2 separate regions of the Homo sapiens genome follow, and region 2 is linked to region 1. Evidence: read pairs that join two places in POLR2A ChIA-PET (ENCODE). Cell type or tissue: GM12878. All regions are shown on one strand. Links, peaks and the distances in the headings refer to the core of each region. The heading gives the core; the rest is flanking DNA.

What was found. Peaks named below come from ENCODE experiments on the same cell type or tissue, not always from the same donor. Only the 100,000 strongest peaks of a DNase experiment are listed, where the experiment ranks them.
Region 2: POLR2A ChIA-PET joins it to region 1 with 5 read pairs; 9 of 35 experiments call an interaction of 5 or more read pairs at or near these places.

The regions. Positions count from the first base shown.
Region 1 is chr10:102,247,464-102,264,659 of GRCh38, forward strand. It overlaps GBF1 (golgi brefeldin A resistant guanine nucleotide exchange factor 1), which reads left to right. Exons shown (of 40, transcript NM_001377137.1): 2 at 11,466-11,571; 3 at 12,587-12,653. The coding sequence starts at 11,476. Among named protein-coding and RNA genes, the nearest start is that of GBF1, 11 kb to the left of the region's middle. In GM12878, for the core only: no CTCF peak of the experiment used is centred there; no DNase peak of the experiment used is centred there.
Region 2 is chr10:102,433,247-102,437,060 of GRCh38, forward strand. It overlaps MIR146B (microRNA 146b), which reads left to right and starts at 3,266; the gene lies at 3,266-3,338. RefSeq lists enhancers at 1-329, 330-963. In GM12878, for the core only: no CTCF peak of the experiment used is centred there; no DNase peak of the experiment used is centred there; H3K4me3 peaks cover 1,159 bases; H3K27ac peaks cover 1,071 bases.

The sequences.
Region 1 (17,196 bases), core at 2,373-4,872:
GGTACCCAGGTTTGATGATCCTGCCTTGCTCACTTGGGCCATTGCCCTGTTGAGTTGATATGCTTTGCATAACAGGCAATCTAGTCTCTGGGTAGGCAGTGTGATCAATCCAGGATCCAGTCATCCTCAGTTGAGCCTAAGGGTGACTATAGAGGCATCAAAACGTTTTCTCTTTCTCTCTCTTTCTTTTTTTTAATCCTAAATGTCATTTCTAGATAGGAATAATTTTCTAGATAGGAATAATTCCCACTCCTACCCACAAATCAGAAAATTCATCCTTCAAATACAAGTCCCAAGCTTGTATTTGAGCTTCTTTTTAATGGTGTTTGTAGACAGTATGTTCCAGTCTTGACAGTGATGCTCATTGGCACAGTGGGAACTCAGGCTATAGACATATCTCCTCAGTAGCTGGGCACCAATCCCAGTTTCAGCTCAGAGTTCTCAAAGTTACACTACTATTTTATTTCCCTCTTTTCCAGAAGTCAGGATGACTGCCACTTTCACATAATAACCTCATTGATAGGGTACTTAGACTGGCTGCTGTGGGCAGCTAAAGAGGAAGAAGACACAGCTCTTGCTTTTGAGGAGACTCTATTTATAGAGTACTCACTGCAAGGATCACCCTAATCTTTGTATGACACTTCTCATTGATTGATCACACACTATATCCCTGTGGCTCTGTGTGACTGATTAGAATGATTCTGTTGTTGGGTTAATGGTGGGATTGAATTTAAGGGTGTATGTTTTTGTTGACATTTTATCCTCAGGCTAGAAGAGCTATGTAAATATAATGAGCTGCTGTTTAGCTGTTACTCTTTTTTTTTTTTAATATTTCAGTATGTTCAACTGCAGTTGTTTAACTAAATGAAAATATAATAAAGCAGTGTGCTGATTTGGAACCCCAATAATAATAGAAGTGATCATAGAAGTGATTATTTGTTCTAGTAGTAGTGGAAATTACGATAGATGCAATAGTAGTGTAAATGATCATGGAAGTATGATGGCAAAGTAATGGTTTGCCAATCATATAAACCAGGGGTTACGAGCTCATGTGCCTAAATGCCAGGCAGGTAATGTAAATGAGTTAATTGAGTCCCATGGGAATGTATTAGGATTAGTGGGGACTGTTGTGTACTGGACAACCCATGCCTTTATTTTTTTTTTGTCTTTAATTTTAATTTCTTTTTATTGAGACAGGGTCTTGCTCTGTCACCCCGGCTGGAGTGCAGAGGAACGATCACAGCTCACTGCAGCCTTGACCTCTGGGCTCAAGTGATCTTCCTACCTCAGCCTCCCAAGTAGCGGGGAACACAGATGTGCGCCATCATGCCCAGCTAATTTTTTAATATTTTGTAGAGACAAGGTCTCACTGTATTGCTCAGGCTGGTTTCGAACTCCTAGACTCAAGCAGTCCTCCCACTTTTGCCTCCCAAAGTGCTGGGATTTTAGGAATGAACCACCATGCTCAACCCATTCCTTTATTTAGAAGAGCCAACTGCTCCTTTTTCAGCAGATTGTTACTGTTTTAGAGTGCAGGCACAGAATGACCACTCTTTCTATTTTTCAGGAGAAACTGGAAATTTAGATCATTGTGTTTTCTAATTGTTGGAAACTAGTTAAAAGTATTTTTAAGCCTTTTTCAGGCCAAAGAAAATATGTCTGTGGACTGGATTCTGCCCAATGGTTACTGGATGATGACCCTCAATAAACAAAATGGGCAGGCCTTATGAGACTTAATCACTGCAGTTCTCTATACATAATCACATAGACTTTTTTTCTTTGTCCTACTCTGCCAGCTGTCACCTTTGTACCTTGGGTGCCCTGAGTGGCTAAAAGATGGAGTGAGATAGAGAAGGTTTGTTTTATTTTTCATCTCCAAGCTGGCAGAAGGGACAGCTTTGGACATATTAGTAGCTTACCTTGTAAACGGTTTTTGAGATACTCTCAGAATCTCCACAGGGGGAGGAGATGGCATGCTAGAGCTGAGGTACCCTGGTCACCCGATTATCAGGTCTGGGAGGATTTTCCAGTGATGCATTGTCAGGGCACCAGCTTTTTTCCCAGTTTAACCTTCTTTTACTTCCACCCTTTAAGTAAATTTCTTGAGCTCAGTAAGTTGTTTCCTAGTTTAGTAACTTTGGTTATTCTCAATAAAGCACAGAACTATGATGTGTTCCTAGGCCAGCTCTGGAAATGTTAAAAGCTCTGCATCTTTAGTGTTTCTCTGGCTTTTTTTTTTTTTTTCTCTGATGGAGTCTTGCTCTGTTGCCCAGGCTGGAGTGCAGTGGTGTGATCTTGGCTCACTGCAACCTCCGCCTCCTGGGTTCAAGCAATTCTCCTGCCTTAGCCTCCCAAGTAGCTGGGACTACAGGTGCACGCCACCACACCCAGCTAATTTTTGTATTTTTAATAGAGATGTGGTTTCACCATATTGGCCAGGCTGGTCTTGAACTCTTGACTTCGTGATCCGCCCACCTCGGCCTCCCAAAGTGCTGGGATTATAGGTGTGAGCCAATGCGCCCAGCCTTCTCTGGCTTTTAAAGGTATTGAGTGAACATAAACCTTAGAAGGGCCTATTGCTGGTCCTTTAGCTCCCTACTACCATCTACCTTTTCAGAAAGTCCATCAGTTTTTCTTGGTTTGCCCAGCTCTGTATTAGACACAAAGGCATCATGAAAAAGAAAAACAAAATTGCGCTTTTGCCTTTGGAGAATTTATTTGCTAGTTGGATAAGAATAATTTTTTTTTGAGACAGAGTCTCTCTCTGCCACCCAAGCTGGAATGCAGTGGTGTGAGATCTCGGCTCACTGCAACCTTTGCCTCTCAGGCTGAAGTGATCCTCCCATCTCAGCCTCCTGAGTAGCTGGGACTATAGGTGCGTGCCACCACGCCTGCCTGATTTTTGTGTTTTTTGTAGACACAGGATTTTACTATGTTGCCCAGAGTCCAGTGGTGTCATCATAGCCCATTGCAGCCTTGATTTTTTTTGGCTCAACTGATCCTCCTACCTTAGGCTCCCTAGTGGCTGGAACTACAGGCATGTATCACTATGTCCCACTAATTTTTTTTTTTTTTTTTTTAATTTATGTTGCCTAGGCTGGTCTCTGACTCCTGAGCTCAACCATTCCTCCTGCTTTGGCCTCCTAAAGTGCTGGGATTAAAGATGAGAGCTACTGCACCTGGCCAAGGAAATGTTTAAAAGTGATTAAGAGGCCGGGCGTGGTAGCTCATGCCTGTAATGCCAGCACTTTGGGAAGTCAAGGGAGGCAGATCACCTGAGGTCAGGAGTTAAAGGCCAGCCTGGCCAACATGGTGAAACGCTGTCTCTACTAAAAATATAAAAATTAGCTAGGCGTGGTTGTGGGCGCCTGTAATCCCAGCTACTCGGGAGGCTGAGGCAGGAGAATCACTTGAACCCTGGAGGTGGAGGTTGCAGTGAGCCGAGATTGCGCCACTGCACTCCAGCCTAGACGACAAGAGCGAAACTCTGTCTCAAAACAAACAACCAAACAAACACAAAACCAAACCCCATAAAAGTGATTAAGAAAAAAAAAAAAACCACTTAAACACTAGTGTACTAAAAACAGCTATTTAGAGCCAAAGAAAATAAGGCATATATGAAGAATTGACAGTTACATTAAAAATTATATATTTCACAAAAATGTGAATGTGCAAATAACACTTAAGGAGATGTCAGGAAGATAGACGTGAAAAAAGAAGCATTATGATATGGCTGGTAGGTAAATGTGGGTTCTTTTTACCTGTATGGAAGGTTTGTAACTTCTGGTAGAGAAGCAAATATATATTATCAAAAAAAGGTTTGCCAGTGTGGCTCAGAGTTATTGTCTTCTATGAAGTCATTTTTCTCATGAGGTGGATGTGTGCTGTACCACTCTTGAAGAGTCAGTCTTGATGTTATTTCATTTGTTCATCTAGTATTTATTGATCATTTTTCTTACTATGTGTCAGGCTTTGGAGATAAAAGGGTAAATAAATCATGGTCTTTCCCCCTGAGATAGAGCCTGATAGTCCCATGGTGGTGATACACTAAATAAATAATTATAAATTAGTATAAGATGTGTTTATTTTTATTTTCATTTATTTATTTGAGGCAGAGTCTCACTCTGTCACCCAGGCTGGAGTACAGTGGCACGATCATACCGCAAGGCAACCTGGAACTCCTGGGCTCAAGTGATCCTCCTGCCTTAGCCTCCCAAGTAGCTGGGACAACAGGTGTGCGCCACCACACCTGGCCAATTTTTCTTTATGTTTTGTAGAGACAGGGTCTCGCCATGTTGCCTAAGCTGGTCTTGAACTTCTAGGCTCAACTGATGCTCCCTCCTTGGCCTCCCAAAGTGCTGGGATCACAGACATCAGCCACTGTCCCCAGCCAAGATATGTTTAGAGATAACTACAAAGTGCTGTGGGTGGCCGGGCATGGTAGTTCATGCCTATAATCCCAGCACTTTGAGAGGCCGAGGCAGGCAGATCACTTGAGGTCAGGAGTTTGAGACCAGGAGTTTGAGACCAGCCTGGCCAACATGGTGAAACCCCAACTCTACTAAAAATACTCTGCTAAAAAAGTGGAAAAAAGGGCTGGGCGCAGTGGCTCACACCTGTAATCCCAGCACTTTGGGAGGCCGAGGTGGGCAGATCACCTGAGGCCGGGAGTTTGAGACCAGCCTGACCAACACGGAGAAACCTCATCTCTACTAAAAATACAAAATTGGCCCGGCATGGTGGCGCATGAATGTAATCCCAGCTGCTGGGAGGTTGAGGCAGGAGAATCGCTTAAACCTGGGAGGCAGAGGTTACGGTGAGCCGAGATTGTGCCATTGCACTCCAGCCTGGGCAACAAGGGGGAAACGCTGTCTCAAAAAAAAAAAAAAAGTGGAAAAATAAATAAATAAATAAATAAGTGGTTTTAAGATTGTTCTTAGAACCACTGTGATATTCTGACTCCCTCATTGACTTTTGGATGGAATGAGTAAGGGTTTATCAGGTGGACAAGAGTGAGAAAAAACATTCAGAATAGAAAGGGAGCTTCATATGCAAAGGCAAAGAGGCAGCAAAGACCATGACTTTAAAAAGTAGGAATGATGTGGCGTGGTGGCCCACACCTATAATCCCAGCATTTTGGGAGGCCAAGGCAGGCAGATTGCTTTGAGCTCTGGAGTTTGAGACCAGCCTGGGCAACATGGCAAAATGTTGTCTCTACAAAAAATACAAAAAAATTAGCCAGGCATGGTGACTCATGCCTGTAGTTCCAGCTACTTGGGAGGCTGAGGTGGGAGGATCGCTTGAGCCTGGGAAGCAGATATTGCAGTGAGTCAAGATTGTACCACTGCACTCCAGCCTGGGCGACAGAATGAGACCCTGTTTCAAAAAAAAAAAAGGAACTTTTTAACTTTTTAGGGTCTTTTATTTTATTTTATTATTATTATTTTTTGAGCCGGTGTCTTGCTCTGCTGCCCAGGCTGGAGACCAGTGATGCAATCTTGGCTTACTGCAACCTCCACCTCCTGGGTTCAAGCAATCCTCCTGCCTCAGCCTCCTGAGTAGCTGGGATTACAGGCCCCTGCCATCATGCCCAGCTAATTTTTGTATTTTTAGTAGAGTGGGGGTTTCACCATGCTGGCCAGGCTGGTCTCAAACTCCTGACCTCAGTTGATCTGCCTGCTTTGGCCTCCCAAAGTGCTGGGATTACAAGCATGAGCCACTGCCCCCAGCCGAGGGGCTATTTTAGACAAAGAATATGTGTAGCTTATATGGGGCACCAATGGCTGCCACCCAGCTTGAAAAATAACATCACCAAAACTGAGGCTGCATGTATGTATGCCCTTCCCTGTTAGTTCCCCCACACTCCCTGCCGCTTGCCACTATTCTCAATTTTTTTGTGTGAGCTTCTCTGGGGTATAGTCCTAGAAGTGGAATTGCTGAAATATAGGATATGAAGTGCTTTAGCTTTGTAAGATAATGCCAAATTGTTATTCAAATTCATATTAATTTAGATACATACCAGCCACTTGGTCTGCATTTTTTACCAACTTAAAAACAATTTTTTTTTTGAGACAGGGTCTTACTCTGTTGTCCAGGCTGGAGTACAGTGGTGTGATCGTGGCTCACTGCAGCCTTGACCTCCTAGGCTCAAGTGATCCTCCCACTTCAGCCTCTCAAGTAGCTGGGACTACAGGCACATGCCACCATGCCCTACTAATTTTTAAATTTTTTGTAGAGATGGAGTTTTGCTATGATGCCCAGGCTGTTCTCAAACTCCTTGGCTCAAGTGATCCTCCTGCATCGGCCTCCTAAAATGCTGGATTATAGGCGTGAGCACCTGGCCTTTTAAGTATTATCAGATTTAAAGTGTTTTGCTATTTCAGGAATGTAAAGTGGTATATCATTATAATCTTATTTTGTAATTTTCCTGATTATTAATGAAGCTAATAATCTTTTCATATATTTATTTGCTGTTTATGTTTCCTATTCTGTGAAACACCTATTCATCTCTGTTGCCAATTTTGGGGAGGGGTTATATGTCTAGTTCTTATAGTTTTGTAGCAGTTATTGTATACTCTGGATATTACTCCTTTATATTAGTTATATGTGCCTCAAATATTTTCTTCTGGTTTGTGCCTTATCTTTTCCCTCTTTTTTATGTTGTCTTTTGAACAGGCATTTTTAATTTTAACATGGTTGAATTCACCAATTTTTTAAAGAGGTTTTGCTTTTTGTTTCTTGTTTAGGTACTTCTCCCTTATGCTGAGTTTATAAAAATACTCTCCTGTAGCCAGGTGCTGTGGCACACACCTGTTGTCCCAGCTACCCAAGAGGCTGTTGTGGAAGGATTGCTTGAGCCTAGGAGTTTGAGTCCAGCCTGGGCAACATGGCAAGACCCTATCTCTAAAAAAAAATCAAAAAGAAAATATTCTCATATATTAGCTTCTAAGAGATTTCAAGTTTTGCTTTTCATATTTAAATAACCTGAGATATATTTTTGGTATTCCATTAAATAAGAATACAATTTATTGTTTCTTTTTCTCCTGCTTTTGTTGGATATAGACAGAGTTGCCAAGTGATACAGTGACTCCTCTTTGGATCCTGTTGAGGTAACTGGGATGCCACAAAGCACTAGGGGAATGTTCTAGACCCAGCTTTAAATGGACAGTGGTTTCAAGGGTACATGTTACTCAGAGTCTCTGGGCCAGTGGCTTATCTGGCTAAGGGTGTTAGTTGGTATTTATTTAGTTGTTCCCTCTCTTATTTATTTTTTTCTATTAATTTTTCATTTGTGTGGGTACATAATGAATGTATTTCTCTTGTTATTTCTGACACAAGATAAATCTTAAGTTCGTTTCTACTATACTTTTATGAGGTTTCTGCAGGCCTTTATGACCTTGTGACAAGGGATTTCTTGGCCATTGGCTACCAGGCAGCAAGTGGTTCATCAGTTTCCCATCTGAAGCTGAAGGGCACAACTGTTTGGAGATTCCCTGAGTGAGGGGACATACTCAGAGACCTAGAAGGAGATTAGGCAGCTCTGCATAGTACTTGAAAATAATTCCTCTTCATTCCCTAGATGTTTCTTTTTTTTTGAGACAGAGTCTCACTCTGTTGCCCAGGTTGGAATGCAGTGGCGCGATCTCGGCTCACTGTAACCTCCACCTCCTGGGTTCAAGTGATTCTCCTGCCTCAGCCTCCCAAGCAGCTGGGATTACAGGTGTGTGTCACCACACCTGGCTAATTTTTGTATTTTTAGTTGAGGTGGCGTTTCACCATGTTGGCCAGGCTGGTCTTGAACTCCCAACCTCAGGTGATCTGCCCACCTCAGCCTCCCAGAGTGCTGGGATTATAGGCGTGAACCACTGCGCCCAGCCCTAGATGTTTCTTTTTTACAATGATTTTTTGCTTAGACCTTTGCTGTCTTAGAAAGTGGTTACTTCTTTTCTAAAGGGCTTATTCATTTTTAGTCAATCAGCTGATTAAAATTTAAAAGTAGTTAATAGGTAATATATGTTTGTGACACAAAATTCAAAAGGTAAAAAAGAATATACAGAGAAAAGTTAGTCTTCCTTTCACTCCTCCACCACTCAGTTCCATAGTCATCCAGTTTCTTTCCCTGGAGGCCGTAACCTCTTAGCATTTTCTTACAAGTCCTTCCAGAGACCTAGAGCATATTCATCTTGCCTACATAATTTAAGGAAAGGGAAATACCAGGAAAGATTTAATCTTTTCTCTTCTGATACTTTAAATCATTTTTGAATATATCTTTCTTCTATTTCTAAGTTCTCCTCCTCCTCAGAAGAGAGCGTGGTTGTACATTCATATCATTGACACTTCTCAGAAGAGAACGTTGTTGTGTTCCTAGAGCATTTGGAAAGCAGATAGTCTTCTGAGATTAACCTAGTTTTTTAAATTGTCATTAATATAAATCTTGTGTTGGATTCCCTTGTGGACTGGGGAGCTGTCATGGGCATGGACACATTATTATTATTATTTTAAGACAGAGTCTCGCTCTGTTGCCCAGGCTTGAGTGCAGTGGCACGAACGCGGTTCACCGCAGCCTCAATCTACCGGCCTCAAGCAATCCTCCCACCGCAGCCTCCCTGGCAACTGGGACTACAGGTGTGCACCACCACACCTGGCTAATTTTTGTATTTTTTATAGAGACAGGGTTCGCCATGTTGCCAAGGCTGGTCTCGAACTCCTGGGCTCAAATGATCTGCCCACCTCAGCCTTCCAAAGTGTTAGGGATTACAGGTGTGAGCCACTGCGCATGGCCCCTGGACAAAATTTGTACCAGTTTCTTTTTCCTTTATCATGGTGGTTTTCATGCTTTTCACTTTCTTGGGGGGCCTCATCTTATGCAAAATATGCAAATTGAGCTACTTGCTAGGTACATTTCTTTCTCTATTATCTCTGGCTGTGTCTGTTTTTGTATCTATTCCACTAAACTGTATAAATGCCTCAAGGACATAAATTATATACCTCTTATCATTATTAATGTTTAATTATATTGATAGTACAGTAATACATTCTCTTTGTAAAAAAAAAAAATTTTTTTTTTTTTGGGATGGAGTCTGGCTCTGTTGCCCAGGCTGGATGGAGTACAGTGGCATGATCTCGGCTCACTTTAACCTCTGCCTCCCAGGTTCCAGCGATTCTTCTGCCTCAGCCACTCGAGTAGCTGGGATTACAGGCGCCCTCCACCACACCTGCCCAATTTTTGTATTTTGAGTGGAGATGGGTTTCACCATGTTGGCCAGGTTGGTCTCGAGCTCAGGTTATCTACCTGCCTTGACACTCCTGAAGTGCTGGGATTACAGGCATGAGCCACAGTGCCCGACCTTCTTGTAAAAAGTTAAAATATTACAGATCCAGCCTGGGCAACAAAGTGAGACCCCATCTCTACAAAAAGTACAAAAATTAGTTGGGTTGGTGGTGTGCGCCTGAAGTCCCTGCTACTCAGGAGGCTAAGGCAGGAGGATTGCTTGAGCCCAAGAGTTCAAGTCTGCAGTGAGGCATGACAGTGCCACAGGACTCCAACCTGGGTGACAGAGTGAGACCTTGTCTCAAAAAAACCCCAAAAGACAAAACGATTACAGATAAGGCTCAAGTATCCTCTGATTGCACCCTGTTTTCACAGCACCTTCTCTAGGAATAATTATGGTTATAAGTTTGGGTATATTAGCACAGACCTTTTATTTTATATTTACATATCATATTAATGCTTTCTTGCTGTCAGTTAATATGAGTTTTCAGAACTTTTCAAAGGTCTTGTCACTGTCACTGTCCAGTTTTCTGGAGCTGACTGGGCAGATTGGATGCAGTCATTTGTTTATATTTATATTTATATATTTTTAGAGATAGTGTCTTGCTCTGTGACCCAGGCTGGAGTGCAGTTGTGGGGTCATAGCTCACTGCAGCCTCGAACTCCTGAGCTCAAGTGATCCTCCCGCCTCAGCCTCCCCAGTAACTAGAACTACAGGTGTATGCCACCATGCCTGGCTAATTTTTTAGTTTTGTTTTTTTGGTAGAGACTGGGTCTCACTGTTTGCCCAGGCTGGTCTCAACTCCTGGGCTGAACTGATTCTCCTGCCTTGGATTCCCAAAGTGCTGGGATTGCAGGTGTGAGCCACTTCACCTTGTCTGGATGCAGCCTTTACGCTGACATTGCAACTGTGGTTCTAAACCAACACTATGCTTCCAACAACCTTTATTCTTTTCTTTAACTTGAATCTTTAAATTCAAGTTAAATTTTTATTGAGTAGATTAAAAAGAACAAAGGGAAGACTATATACTTAGGAGAGAGCGAGAGAGAGTGTCTCGATATGCTGCCCAGGCTGGTCTTAAATTCCTGGGCTCAAGCAATCCTCCCGCCTCGTCCTCCCAAAGTGCTAGGATTATAGGCATGAGCCACCATGTCTGGCCAGAAATATTGTTTTTAACAAGCTGACATTACAGTTGTATCTGTGTACTTAAAGGCATCATAGGACTTTGGGAACAATTGACTTTGAAGAATTTGACATGCTTCCTGAGGATTGTTGAGGTGCCTTTGAAAAATGTTCTGGATTGACTCGCTTTGAGTTGTATCTTGAACTACCTTGAACTTCTAAAGACCCCCAGGAGAGCCAGATAGTTGGATTCATAACATAAGATGGACTTCATCTCATTTTAGTATTACAGATTTTTTTTTTTTTTTTTTTTTTGAGGTGGAGTTTCACTCTTGTTGCCCAGGCTGGAGTGCAATGGGGCGATCTTGGCTCACACAACCTCTGCCTCCCAGGTCCAAGCAATTCTCCCATCTCAGCCTCCCGGGTGGCTGAGATTACAGGCATGCGCCACCTCGCCTGGCTAATTTTTTGTGTTTTTAGTGGAGAGAGGGTTTCTCCATGTTGGTCAGGCTGGTCTTGAGCTCCCGACCTCAGGTGATCCACCTGCCTCTGCCTCTCAAAGTGCTGGGATTACAGGCCTGAGCCACTGCACCTGGCTAACAGATTTTATGAGTATAGAAAATTTTGGTACTGGCCAGGTGCAGTGGCTCACGCCTGTAATCCCAGCACTTTGGGAGGCCCAGGCGGGTGGATTACCTGAGGTCTGGAGCTCGAGACCAGCCTGACCAACACAGAGAAACCCCGTCTCTTCTAAAAAAAATACAAAATTAGCCAGATATGGTGGCGCATGCCTGTAATCCCAGCTACTCAGGAGGCTGAGGCAGGAGAATTGCTTGAACTCGGGAGGCAGAGGTTGTGGTGAGCCAGGATCACGCCATTGCACTCCAGCCTGGGCAACAAGAGTGAAACTCTGCCTCAAAAAAAAAAAAAAAAAAAAGAAAGAAAGAAAGAAAATCTTGGTACTGAAAAGTTAAATCACAATTCTAACCTTATCAGGTACTGATTTTTAAACTTGGGTATGCTTTGGGTAACCAAATATTAACCAGACTATTATCTTAACTGTTTTGGTAGGTTTGCCAAGATGGTGGATAAGAATATTTACATCATTCAAGGGGAGATTAACATTGTGGTTGGGGCCATCAAACGAAATGCCCGATGGAGCACCCATACACCACTGGTAAGTGGGAAATGGATAAATAGCCTGGTCACTAAGTTTTTATAGGGGATCTGTTGGCATGGTTAAAAGAGTAATCAAATTCCTAGTAATAATGAGAATAGTAGGAATTCAGAGTTGTTCTTGATATCTTGTTTTTTTGTATCCCAACTAGCATCAGATATATAGGCTATCTTTTTTTCTCTGGGACCCAAAAGATGACACCATTCTTCTTCTAAATATTTTTGTAAACAGCTTAAGCTAGTCCTGTGCTTGGGACCTCTTTAGTATGCCTAAAAGTATCAGAAAGATTCTTTATTTTCTAATTCTTTAGGGCTATAATTAGCTATCAAATTTATTTAAATCAGGGTAGTTATTGATACATAGAACATGACTTAGTGATGGTACTCCTTCTTGGGGGTTCAGCAAACTTCCATATATAGAGTAGGCCATATCTTACCAATCAGATGAGTAAGAAACTTACCTGTTATACAGTTGGCTTTCTTTGCTATATATGTTTGAGGACTTTTTTTTGTAGAATTGTGTAAAACAATTTTTGGCCCAGTTGTAAAAGCAAGTTTAGAAATTGCCAACTTGGGAGTTTATATGAACATAGTTGGTAAGTGCATTTGGAAATTTCTCAAGTTCTTTCATAAAAATGTATTGATTTAAAAGTGAGCATGGCATCAGGAATATCTTTGAAATGAATATGTATGATGACATAGTGGGTATGAAAAGGGAGAGAAGACAGAATAATACACATATAAAGGACCTGGCAATCTGTAGTAGCTTGAGTGTTATGGTGATGATATAGATTAGCACTTAAGAATTCACTATTTTGTATAAGCCCAGAGTATCTCTACGAAATAAGAGATTAGGGTACAGAAAAATATGAACTATGGCTAATTTTCTTTTCCTCAGAAGGAAAACTTAAATGATTTTCTGATTGGATTCATAGAAAGAGCCCTTGATCTGTCCTTTATTTTCCTTTTCCTCTTTTGGCCCAATAATGACTTACTTTAATCTATGTGTTCTACAGGATGAAGAACGGGATCCTCTGCTGCATAGTTTCGGTCATCTAAAGGAGGTTTTAAACAGTATAACAGGTAAGTCTCCATATGTATGTGGATTACTAATCTTGGTAAAAAATATGTGTTTGATTTATTGAAAGGATAGACAAACTTTTTGTATAAAGGACTTTATAGTAAATAATTTAGGCTTTGTGGGCCATACACAACTGCAACTACTTAACTCTGCCTTTGTAGCTCAAAAGCAGCCATAGATAATATATAAATAAATGAGAAATATATATTTTCTTTTTGTTTATTTCATAGAGACAGGGTCTTGCTATGTTGCCCAGGCTGGTTTCAAATGCCTGAGCTCAAGCAATCCTCCTGTCTTGGCCTCTCAAAGTGTTGGGATTCCAGGCTTGAGCCACTGTGCCTGGCCTATATTTTCCTTTCTTCTTTTTTTTTTTTTTTTTTTTTTTGAGGTAGAGTCTCTGTTGCCCAGGCTGGAGTGCAGTGTCATGAACTCAGCTCACTGCAACCTCTGCCTCCTGGGTTTAAGCCAGTCTCCTGCCTCAGCCTCCTAAGTAGCTGGGATTACAGGCGCGTGCCACCACACCTGCCTAATTTTTGTATTTTTAGTAGAGACGGGGTTTCACCATGTTGGCCAGGCTGGTCTCAAACTCCTGGCCTCAGGTGATCCACTGCCTCGGCCTCTGAAAGTGCTGGGATTACAGGAATGAGCCACTGCGCCTGGCCTATATTTTCTTTAAAAAAAAGAATCTGCAAGCCAGATTTGGCCCATGGGTGCAGTTTTCCAATCCTTGGTTTATTGCATTGGTTTCAGTCTTCATGATCTTTCAGTCTTCATGTGTTCTAGAATCATTTGTCCCTTTGTTTGCCCCCTATTTTCCTAATCACGGTAACCTTATATAATATATTCATATGTTTAGAATTTTCAAAGCCATTTTCACATTTATTACCTTATTGAACTTTTATACAACCCTGTGAGGGAGGCATGGCAGCTATTGTCCCCTTTTTGTGAAAGAAGTTAAAGCCCAGAGGAGTTTAAAGTGATTTAGCTGAGGTCACACTAATCCTAAGAGGTGGAGTCAAAACTAGAATTCAGGCCTCTGTTGCCTGGTTTAGGGCTCTTTGCTCTATATTGCTTCTGTACATGTGATTAGAAGAGAATGTACACATTAAGTACCTTATATTTGTGTGTGTGTGTGTGTGTGTGTTTATTTTATGTATATATATACACACACACACACACATATACACTGGCAGGAAAGGAGGAAAGTGTCAAAACCAAGGGGATGTAGATACAGACTGAAAGGGACAGCCTCAGAGCTATGTTCCTTTGTTGACCACAAAGGGCTCCTGCAGTGTATAACCCTGGAATGCTTTTGGCTAGTGACATATGTCAGACTGTAATTGGATAGTGTTTAGGCTTCTGCAAATTAAACAAACAATAAGAAAATTTCTTCTTTTCATTAGAAATATGGGAGAAGATCTGGAGAAAAAATCTATTTTACTTTCCTAAACATGGGCTAAAGTTATCTAAGAGTTCCCTACATATTTTCTTTCTTTCTTTCTTTTTTTTTTTTTTTTTTGAAACAGTGTGTCTCTCTGTTGCCTAGGCTGGAGTGCAGTGGTGTGATCTCGGCTCACTGCAACTGCAACTTCCGTCTCCCAGATTCAAGCGATTTTCGTGCCTCAGCCTCCCAAGTAGCTGGGATTACAGACGTGCACCACCACACCCGACTAATTTTTGTATTTTTACTAGAGACGGAGTTTCACCATGTTGGCCAGGCTAGTCTCAGACTCCTGACCTCAGATGATCCACTTGCCTTGGCCTCCTAAAGTGCTAGGATTACAGACGTGAGCCACCGTGCTCAGCCCATATTTTCTTTTTGTGCAGTGGCGTGATCTCAGCTCACTGTAACTTCTGCTTCTTGGGTTCAAGCAAGTCTTCTGCCTCAGCCTCCTGAGTAACTGGGATTATAGGCGTGTGCCACTATGCCTGGCTAATTTTTGTATTTTTAGTAGAGATGATGTTTCACCGTTTTGGCCAGGCTGGTGTTGAACTTCTGACCTCAAGTGATCCGCCCACCTTGGCCTCCCAACCATATTTTCTTTAAAGGAGCAAATTTCACTCAATTGAAACAGCTTGGAAATGTTAGCTAAGAAGGATCAAGTATAGAGGAGGCAATTGTTGACTAGTTAGCAGGGCAAATGCTGCTACTAGGTGGCATGTTCTTATTTTATGGCCTGTACCGACTGGTACTTGAGTGCTTTAGAATGTTGGCTACTTGCACAGATTTTTTTTTTTAATTTTACAGATAAAGCTTACATATCCCAATTAGAAAGGAAATATAATGAATGGAGATTTACAGTTCTTTTTGTTTGGTTTTGAATTCAGAGTACTGTCTTCTTAAGAGATATTAAGAGGATCAAACAAGTTAATATAATTGGAAACACTTGGTAAACATCTTATACACAGTGAAGGATTGTTGTTATAAGTGACTGGGAATACCCTAAAATGACTGAGATCACCCTGGCCTTGTAGGCCTTTTGGTCATTCTGCAAACCTTGAGGAGCTGAGGTGGTGCTGCTATCCTGACAGAGCCACATTTCCTGCCTGCTACTGAATCCAGATCCCATGCTTATTTTCTTCATGCTAACATGTCCCAAGATTTTACCTCAGAGACCATACCTGTGGTGAATGATGCAGTCTAGGAATTGTAGACTATTTAAGAGCTATCAAAGTTGAGTCTGACGCCTGATTTCCTTACGTCCTTGGGTCAGAAATCCAGCCAGATTATCTGCTCTTGGAACTAGTAAAACCAGAGTGTGTTCAGGAGCCATTTCTCTCATTGGTGGTAGGAACATCTCTGGGTGTTGCTAAGCTTTCCCCTGGAGTGAGAGGGAAGGGAGTAGTGTTTTCCAAGGCCAACAGCTGTGGCATGTCTTGAAATGGTGCCTGCCAAGGTTGCTACATTGTTCTTGGTTTTTAGCATATTACCTGCCTGAGAAAATGACAGAATAGACCTAAAATAGAGCATTTATGGTCTTCATATTGCTTCTGACCCCACACACAGTGCCGGCTCCCAGGAGCAGGTTTATGGGTCAGCTGTCCCTGTGGTCCTGGACTCTGCAACCCATGACTAATTTCTTGTTTCTTTTACGGAAACAAACAGATTTTTCTGATTGGCAGTGTCAGGAGGACTGCTTTCCTGGAAGCTTATTAATGGTAGGAGGCTGGGAAAGGGTTTTTAACTTGGAGAGAAAACTGAAGGGAATGTGCTTGTGTTAGATGACCAGTTAAGGTGTACCACTTAGATTGGAGGAGGGATAGCAGGAATTCTAGGACTTCTACCCAGTTTCTCATGAAACTGACTTGGACATGGTCCTTTTTTGCAAAGGGTTTCTGTTTGCATTTTTCTAGGCTTTCTGCTGGCTTGATTGGTAAGACTATCACTGTTGGAAATGGGTGGTTCATTGGACATTGTCAGTAAACCAAAATGATTTTTTTTTCTCTTTTTGTAGAAAGAATCTTTAAAATGTATAAGTACTACCTACACTACTCCTCCAGGAATATTATCTCATTATTGTGAAGGAAATAAGTCCTTTTCTCCAGTAAGGTTGGCTAAGTCCATACTAGTTTTTCTCACAGATGTATGTCATTGGACCACATTTACAGTCAGTATTTGCCTAAACTGTATGATGACTACAAGGTCTATAGCATTTAGAGTAATAAGATATTCTAATAATACCAAATTTGAAAAGAGGGTTGCTCTTGGAAGAAAAAGGGTGTCCAAGAGCAAAGTTTGCATACTGTTACTTTGGATAAAGCTTTAGCTTACCACCAGTGAGAGAGACTTGACTGCTGTCCCTCATTTGGTCTTGAAGTCCTCTCAGGACTCCTTTTAGATTATTCTGAAGGAGTTAAAACAGATGTGTGGTTACCAGGGGCTGGGAGGGGGTATGGAGAGTGACTGCTAATGGCTACAGGGTTCCTTTTTGGGGTAATGAAAATGTTCTAGAATTAGATAGTAGCGATGGTTGCACAACTTTGTGAGTATACAAGAAACCACTGAATTGTATACTTGAAAAGGATAATTTTATAGTATGTGAATCATATCTCAGTTTATAAAGGAGGCAAATGTAGGCTGCAGAAGTGATGGATTTGCCAGTTTTTTCTCAGGTCTCAGAACTGTGGAGGGAAGTCTCTGTAGTCACTGCTGTGCTTTGGACCCATTACCCAGCAAAGGCAGCATAAGGCTCTGTTCAGCTTCTGGCCCAGTTTGTCCTTTTATGTCTCTCTCATTAACTCAAGGAAGCACATGGCTTTTATATTTAAATTTATTCAAACTGTAATCTTTGACATTTGAGTTAGCTTTTAGTACAGTTTTGCATTTATAGTAATATATATTATGTATTTTCTCTATCCCCAAAGAATCCGTTTTAATCTTTTCCGGATGCAAATTTCAGGCTGTCTTGTCCCATCTTCCCTCTCTTGCTCTCTTTCCCCTCCCCCCACGGAGTGTGTTTGATCAGGTGTGGCAGGAATATCCACTGTCAAGCTGCGCCCTTTATATTAGTCAATATTATCCTTCTCCCCCCTCCCTGTCTGTCT
Region 2 (3,814 bases), core at 531-3,030, 180 kb after region 1:
ATTTTCCTTTCTTTCCCTCCCTCCCTTCCTTCCTTCTCTTTCTTTTTCTTCTTTTCTTGCTGTTACAGCCCCAGGCTGGAGTGCAGGTTCACGAGTGCGAACATGGCTCACTGCAGCCCCGACCTCCTGGGTTCAAGTGATCCTCCCATCTCAGCCTCTGGAGTAGCTGGAACCACAGGCGCGTGCCACCACGCCGAGCTAATTTTTTTTTTTTTTTTTTTTTTTGTAGAGACAGGGTTTTTGCCACGTGGCCCAGGCTGGTCTCTTAGGTACTGACTTCCCCACCCTGTCTGTACCTTTTGCATTCCCTTAACAGCAATGTCTCCCCTAGATTGGGGTGAGCTACAGGTCTGTGTCTCCGGAGGGTGGAGCCTGGGATTTTGGACGTGGTCTGGGAGAGGTGGAGTGGTAGCAGGTGCCAGGATGAGGATCCACCTGAGCCCTGTCATGGACAGCCTGTAGACCATGCCTACCCCCCGGGGCCTTCATCCCCCATGTTGGCAGGGCTGCTTGTCTAGGACAGGAGAGCTGAACTCCAGGGCCCAACAAGACTTCAACTTCCTCTTTTTGTTCCTGCTGCCACAGATTCCCGGTGCTGCCCTGTGGGGAAGCCCCACAGCCCTCCCCTCTTGGGAACCCTGAAATGGGTCACAAGGGGAAGAGTCCCCTTCAAGGATAAAATTTCCCATCCCCCATCAGCAGGGATGAGCCCTTTTTAGTGCTAGTTCCTTCGTGGGGTGCTGGGGACCCGGAAGCTGTCCCTGCCCTCAGGGAGCTCACAGTCCAAGAGAGAAGTCCCATCTTTCCTCTCTCCTAGGGACTAAGGCAGTGCCAAGATACTATGCTGCAGTGGCTCACACCTGTAATTCTAGCACTTTGCAAGGCTGAGGTGGGAGGATCGCTTGAGCCCAGGAATTTGAGACCAGCCTGGGCAACATGGCAAAACCTCGTCTCTACAAAAAATTTAAAAAATAAAAAATTATCTGGGCATGGTGACACACGCCAGTAGTCCCAGCTACTCCAGAGACTGAGGTGGGAGGATCATTTGAGCCCCAGAGGTCAAGGCTGCAGTAAGCCGTGATTGTGCTACTGCACTCCAGCCTGAGTGACAAAGCAAGACCCTGTCTCAAAAAAAAAAAAAAAAAAAAAAAAGAAGAAGAAAAGAAGGAGAAGGAAGAAGAAGAAACTATGGAGAAAACGGGATGACTGCTTATTGCTTTCTCTTCCACCTCTGGTCCTCACAACAGCCTCCTTCCTCTTCTGGCCTCAGAGACAGCAAGATGTTGGCTGCTTGGGGGAGGTAGCAGGGAAGGAAGGGGCACATTCGCGTCGCTTTGCCCATAAAAACACTGCCACTCCAGCCTGGTGATACTAGGGTTAATGAGGGGTGGGGTGACAGCGACTTTGAACTCTGGCCGGGCAGGCCCCTAGGAAGGGGGTGATGGGCAGCCCACAGCCCCAGGCCTTTGCCTGTCCTCCAGAGACCAGCCATCCCTTTCCTCCCCCGTCCCCTTTCCTGCTTCCCCCTGTCCATTGCACAATACTGATGACTCTTCTCTCCCTACCACCCTCCATTCCCGGAACTTTCAAGTTTCCTCAGTAGAGCTGCCCTGAGTTCTGGCCCAAGACCCCTGCAAGCCATTTCTGACTGTGTGCCTTCCCCTCTCCCCTATCCCCTGTTTGCTGGATGGCAGCTGCATGTGACTTGGTATCAGAAAGAACTTCCTGAGCTTTCAAGGGAGGAGGATGGAAAAGACTTCTTAGGGGGAGTCCCTCCTTTCCCAACTCAAACTCTGGGGAGTCCCAGCTCTGTGCAGCAGGAGTCAAGTTCTGGGGGGTCGAGGACAGAAGGTGGGCTGAGGAGAGGGAACCCCACAGACACAAGGACACACACATACTGTAAGGTAGGGGCTCCCGGGATCCCTGCCCTGAGGGATTCTGAAGCTGGCTGGAACTTCAGCCCCTGATTTTCTTTCCCCTCAGGTCTCAGTCTCTCTCTCCCCAAAATGGGAACAGACTCCCCACTGCCCTTTGGTACTGCTTGAAGCGGCACAGAGCTAAAGGAGGCAGAGGGATGCCTTTTCACCGCCATTCCTTCCAGTGAATTTTGCAGCTGGTGTTTGGGTGCCTGGATCGCCTTAGCTGGTGGGAAAAGCTAGAAACCTACGCTGAGGCTTCCCCTAGCACCTCCATTCCCCATCATCCTGCTTCAAAATGAGAAACTGGACTTGAATTTGGCATAAAGGGCAGATTTTTCAGGCAGAGTAGAGAGAGAGCCCAGCGGGCTGGTCTCAAGGGGTGGGAAGAACTCAGTTAGAGACCAAGGTGAGGAAGGGGAGGCTTCAAAGAATGGCGGGGGCGGGGTCCCGCTCTGGCTTGAGGTTAGAAAGGGCTCTCTGGGCAGGGTTCCTGGCCCTCCCACACCTTCCTCCTTTCTCAGAAGAGCCAGCATGGGGCGGGGGCGGGAGGCGGCTGGGGCGGGGGTGGGGGCCTTATTTAAGGAGCACCGGCTGAGAACATCGTTGCAGATCCAGCCCCAGGAGCCATAGAGAGGAGGTTTCGTGGGTAAGTGGCTGTCCCTCTCTCTGGATTCAAGCAGGGGTCGGGATGGGGTGCCCCTGAGGCGCAGGCTTGGCTTTCCCTCTCTGGGATAGGCTGCAGCTTTGCCATGTGAGTGAGGGGAGCACCCAGCCCTCGGCTGAACTCTCCAGAAAATGAAAGTGTGCTTCAGGGAACTCTTTCTCCTCCACTCCACTATCCCAGGTACTTCAAATCTTTATTCAGGGTTTTGGGGAGATTTCTGGGGAGCTAGGACTCCTGGGCTGGGCTCCTATCTTGGGGATCCATATCTTGGGGACTCCCTTTAGCTCAGAAAGCCCCTTGGTTTGCATAGAGATGCCCTTCTCAGTGTGCGTGTTCTGGCTCTTTCCCCAGCCCCTCACCCCTCCAGCCCCACATCAGGCCCCACCAGGAACACATCTGGGCAGGAAGCGACAGATGGATCCCTGCCATGGCCCTGAGCCCCCTCCCCTCTTAACCTACTCCAATTCCTGTTGGAATTTATGGAACTCCTGTCCATTTCCTTAGCTGTGGGCCCCCATTTTCAGCTCCAAGCTCAGACCCTCCCTGGAATAGGAGTTCTCTTGGTATCACAAGTTCCTTATGTGACCCATCCTGGGCCTCAACTTACTCATCCTGGGAACGGGAGACGATTCACAGAAGAAAGCATGCAAGAGCAGCGTCCAGGCTGAAAGAACTTTGGCCACCTGGCACTGAGAACTGAATTCCATAGGCTGTGAGCTCTAGCAATGCCCTGTGGACTCAGTTCTGGTGCCCGGCAGTGCTACAACATCAATGCCAAGGCCGTGGGGCAGCTGATGGTTTGGGCTCCCAACTTCCCAGCCAGGTGCTTCTGCAGGCCCACATCTTGCCCACTGGCCAAACCTTTAAATAACTTTGACTCGGGCTACTCTTATGCTCAAAGACGTCAGGGGCTCTCCCAAATCTCTTTACCCTGCCAGAAAGTCTTCTATAGTACGGCCTCCACTTAGCTTTCACGCCTGATCTTCCATCGCATCCTGCTCATAACCTGCCACTAGTGAACCCCTGCTGCTCCGGCTCCACACTTCTCATGCTGGTCCTTCCTCAGTGCTCCTGGGGACACCTCTTGCCTGTCACTGTCTGTTGGAATCCTGGACATTCTTCAAAGCCTCTCTCAGATGCCTCTTCTTTTTTCCTTTTTATTTATTTTTTTTGGGATGGAGTCTCATTCTGTGGCCCAGGCTGGAGTGCAGTGGCGCAATATCAGCTCACT